Linked DNA regions of Homo sapiens: region 1 is linked to region 2. Evidence: read pairs that join two places in POLR2A ChIA-PET (ENCODE). Cell type or tissue: OCI-LY7. All regions are shown on one strand.

Evidence for each region. Peaks named below come from ENCODE experiments on the same cell type or tissue, not always from the same donor. Only the 100,000 strongest peaks of a DNase experiment are listed, where the experiment ranks them.
Region 1: POLR2A ChIA-PET joins it to region 2 with 5 read pairs; 6 of 35 experiments call an interaction of 5 or more read pairs at or near these places.

The regions. Positions count from the first base shown.
Region 1 is chr1:28,019,884-28,022,383 of GRCh38, reverse strand. The region is part of intron 7 of EYA3 (EYA transcriptional coactivator and phosphatase 3); the gene reads left to right. Among named protein-coding and RNA genes, the nearest start is that of XKR8, 61 kb to the right of the region's middle. In OCI-LY7, no CTCF peak of the experiment used is centred here; no DNase peak of the experiment used is centred here.
Region 2 is chr1:28,069,455-28,071,954 of GRCh38, reverse strand. The region is part of intron 1 of EYA3 (EYA transcriptional coactivator and phosphatase 3); the gene reads left to right. Among named protein-coding and RNA genes, the nearest start is that of EYA3, 18 kb to the left of the region's middle. In OCI-LY7, no CTCF peak of the experiment used is centred here; no DNase peak of the experiment used is centred here; H3K4me3 peaks cover 2,260 bases; H3K27ac peaks cover 2,500 bases.

The DNA.
Region 1 (2,500 bases), 50 kb after region 2:
GAGGTCAGGAGATCGAGACCATCCTGGCTAACATGGTGAAATCCTGTCTCTACTAAAAATACAAAAAATTATCTGGGTGTGGTGGTGGGTGCTTGTAGTCCCAGCTACTTGGGAGGCTGAGGCAGGAGAATGGTGTGAACCCAGGAGGCGGAGCTTGCAGTGAGTCGAGATCGCGCCACTGCACTCCAGCCTGGGCGACAGAGCGAGACTCTGTCTCAAAAAATAATAATCTTTTATTAGGAGATTTTTATTATTTTGATTTACTAAGCTCCTTGTGTGGAGCAGTGCTTGCACATAGTAGGCACTCAATAAATATTTGATAAAGGATTAAGTGAACGAATGACCCACTTAGGCAATCAGTTTTAACCAAAATATGTACAGCTTCTACTGGATCAGGAATTGTCAGTTATATTAGTCACATAATGAGAGTAAGTTTTAGGAACCCACCTGTCAGCCTTTAGCAGAAAATAATGATTTTAGGCTGGGCGCGGTGGCTCATGCCTGTAATCCCAGCACTTTGAGAGGCTGAGGTGGGCAGATCACTTGAGGTCAGGAGTTTGAGACCAGCCTGACCAACATGGTGAAACCCCGTTTCTACTAAAAATACAAAAATTAGTTGGGAGTAGTGTCAGGCACCTGTAATCCCAGCTACTCGGGGAGGCTGAGGCACGAGAATCGCCTGAACCAGGGAGGCAGAGGTTGCAGTGAGCCAAGATCATACCACTGCACTCCAGCCGGGGTGACAGAGTGAGAGTGCATCTAAAAAAAAAAAAAGAAGAATGATTTTGCCCTTCACACTTAGTGCACACAAGATAGATGTATATGAATCCCACAAATATTTATTGACCATCACCTGCTGTATGTCAGGTGCTTTGCTAGATGCTGGAGATTATAAGACAGCAGGATTCTGCCTTTTTGGAGCTTACAGACTAGTGGGGTGCGGGGGAGAAAACAAGTGAGTAAATACATAACAGATTTTGAACAGTGCTCTGAAAAAAAAATTGATCACTGTGATTAAGAAAACAGAAAAGGTCTTGGTTTTAATAGGTCAAAAAGACCCTCTTTGAGGAAGTGAGTCATGCTGAGGAGCCATCATGCTGGGAAGGCAAGGGGGTTGGAGAGAACAGTCTAGGCAGAGAGAACAATATTGCAAAAGTCCTCAAATGATAAAGAGCTTGTCCGGTTTTGAGTAACTTAAAGAAAGACAGTGTGAGCAAAGGAGGTGAAGTGACATGATCTAAAATTAGAGAGGTGGGTAAAAACTAAATCTTGCACAAACTTTTATGTGCCATTAATGCTTGAATTAAACTTTTAACTTTGTAGCACTATCACTTGGTGCAGCTGTGCCACTTACCATTCTGTAACCGTGGTCTTCTGTTCAAAGCTTTATCTGTATATTGTCTGTTTTAAGCGGACATCTAGTGGGGCCTGGTTCTCAAAAGTGGTGTCTTTCAAGTTTTTGCAGCTCCATTGTCAAAACAGGAGTGAAGGCTGTCCAAAAACAGTTGACCATGCCATTAGCATTTGGAGAGCTAGCAGCCTTTAGATACATAATAATAGGAGCCAGCACTTGAGTTTTATTTGATTCTCTAAATTTGTAGTTTTTGTTGCATAGTTCATTGTTGCTGCTTTTGTTTTTAAACCTGCAATTGAATATTATTTTTATTCACACACACACACACACACACACACACACACACACACACACACACACACGATGATCTGTATTTTTTTAAAAGTGCCTGGCTTTTTAGTCATAGCTGTATGTGGGGTAGGGCAGGCAGTGGTTGTATACATTTTTAGGCGAGTTTGCCTTGGGTTCTATGGTGGTTATAAGAGCCTAAAAAAATTACTTAATTATTGACTAACTTCCCTCACTAGAATTTAAACTCCTTGAGGGCCAGGACTTTGTCTTACTATTTTATCCTTCAGTGGCTGAAATGGTTTCTAGGCACATAGTTGACCCTGATATACTTAATGGGTTTGCTGAATGAATGAGTGGCACATGTTAGAAATAATTTGGCTTAGTTGGAGAAAAAAGTGTTATTAAGCCCTATGAACTTTCTGGGTCAGCAGACCAAGTTCCCCTATAATAAAAGCCAACTATTGCTCAGAGAAATTTGTGATTTTAATACAGTACTTGTTAAAAACTCAGAGTTATCAACTAGCTAATCAAGCCATTAAACTTTCTAGCCGGGATATAATAAGAGTTTATGGCTAGTTGTTTTTAAGGTCTACCATTTTACCTCCAGTACAATTCATTAAGTGGTTTGAAAATTGTTAGATTTGTAAAACCACCTTGTCAATCAGAGTACATTTTCCCCCATAGAGATCAGATATGACTGAGTTGTACCTCCCACCATTATTAAGTTATGGAGAAGTAGCCGGGCGTGGTGGCTCATGCCTGTAATCCCAGCACTTTGGGAGGCTGAGGTGGGTGGATCACCTGAGGTCAGGTGTTCAAGACCACCCTGACCAACATGGTGAAACCCATCTCTAC
Region 2 (2,500 bases):
TCTTTATCAAGAAATGATTAAGTTCCTAAATTTTACCCTTATTTACTTTGTTGCTTGAAGTTGGAATTAACAACTTTACTTGGTTAAATTAGCTGAGCTTTTATAGTTTCATTCTGTTTGATCTGTACATTTTTGTAAAGGGTAGTTAAATGGCATATTCAACACTGACATGAACTTTTGATGCAGCAGCCAAAAGTAATTATGATTTCTTTCAGAATATGTCTTTAATACCTGGCATATTTTATCCTGGATTCTATTTCAGTGTTTTTCTTCCAGCTTGAAATATTCTATGAATATGTTTAGAAAGAATTTCAGGGCTCTATTCAAGACAAACAAAAAAGAAATCCCAAAGAAAAATACATGCAAAAAAGTAATTGTTGAGTTAGAAAAGTCACGTTTTTCCAATGAAAAAAATTTCTGATCATTTAGTACCATATTATGATGTGTTTATCAACGTTCTTGATATAGTGCTAAGCACAGTGTTACAAAGTTAAAAATTAAATATTTAGTAAATGATTTATGGAGGAGCATATTACTGTATAACTATTACATGAGAGAAATGCAAAATAGGAACTTCAATCAAAACAGAAAAATATGAGCTCAGTCTTGAGGCATAGTTTACGTAAGATTGTTATTTAAGATAAATTGGAAAGGAGGACTTTTATATATTTCAGGTTTAACTCTAGCAGTAATTTTTTTCCCTAAGCAGAACACATCAAACAGTATGGTGAGGCTAGGCGTAGTGGCTCACGCCTGTAATCCCAACACTTTGGGAGGCTGAGGCAAGCAGATCACTTGAGGTCAGGAATTCGAGACCAGCCTGGCCAACATGGTGAAACCCCATCTCTACTAAAAAATACAAAAATTATCTGGGCGTGGTGGTAGGCGCCTGTAATCCCGGCTACTCCTGAGGCTGAAGTAGGAGAATTGCTTGAACCTGGGAGGCTGAGGTTGCAGTGAGCTAAGAGTGCGCCATTGCACTCCAGCCTGGGTGATAGAGGGAGACTCCATCTCAAAACAAACAAAAAACAGTATAGTGAATGTATGCAGACTTTAAGTGCTGTCTTGCAAATACTAGTGTTGAGTTTGTTAAGGCGTTGGAAAGATCTTGTAAGATTTCTCAAGATCCATGAAGTACCTGGGACTGTCAGTGTTATTGTTACCTGGGTATTTCTTCCACTATATAAATTTAAAGTTTATCCCAGAGTGACAGCAGGAGAATGCTAACTTTGGAATTATGTAACACTTTCATTAGAGAGGCAAACTTGACAATTATTTGGAAAGTTTTTAAGTGTTTTATGTTTATTATTTTTAATGTCTGGAAGCATTTTTTTTTCAGCTGTATGTACAGTTGTGTTCTCTTATCTTATTTACATTTCTTTCTCTTTTTTTTGAGACGGAGTCTCACTCTGTAGCCCAGGCTAGAGTGCAGTGGCATGATCTCGGCTTGCTGCAACCTCTGCCTCCTGGGTTCAAGTGATTCTTCTGCCTCAGCCTCCGGAGTAGCTGGAATTACAGGTGCCCACCACCACGCCTGGCTAATTTTTGTATTTTTAGTAGAGACGGGGGGTTTCACCATGTTGGCCAGGCTGGTCTCGATTTCCTGACCTCAGGTGATCACCTGCTTTGGCCTCCCGAAGTGCTGGGATTACAGGTGTGAGCCACCGCACCCGGCCCCTTACTTAGATTTCTTCATTTCCCACTTTCGTTTTCAGTTTGTCTGTTTCATTCAGTGGTCAGGAGATGGTCAACAAGCCCAAACAGAGAGGTAATAGCAAAACCAAGCAAACAAAAAACATAAACTTTGCTATTTGTATTAGTTTCTTGTGGCTGCCATAACAAATTACCCCAAACAGACTTTGAGGCTTAAAACAACAGAAATTTATTCTTTCACTTCTGGAGGCCAGAAGTCTGAAATCAGGGTGTTGGCAGGACTGAACTTGCTCCAGAGGCTTTAGGGGCAATCATCCCTTGCCTCTCCCAGCTTCTGGTGGCTGCTGACATTCCTTGACCGTAACCCTCCAGTCTCTTCTTCCATTTTCACATTGCCGTCTTCTCTGTATGTGTGTTAAATGTCTGCTTTTCTCTTATAAGGATATTTGTGATGGCGTTTAGGGCCTATGTATAATCTCATCTCAAAATCCTTAATAACATATGCAAAGACTGTTTTTCCAAATAAGTGAACATTCACAGGATCTGGGTATTAGGCTATGGACCCATCTTTGGCTAGAAATCTATTTCATGATAACTGTGTGTATATGTGTTTGGGAAAGGGGATTTCCCCCCTCCTCTCTTCCTCTTCTACCCCCTCTTTCCCTTCCTTCCTTCTCCTCTTCCCTCCCTTTCTCCTTTCCCTCCCACCCTCTTTTTTTTTCTTCTTCTTCTCTCTCTTTTTTTTTTTTTTTTAAATAGATTGGGTCTCTTGCTGTGTTGTCCAGGCTGGTCAACATACCAGATTACCAGATTACTCCTGGGCTCAAGGGATCCTCCTACCTCAGCC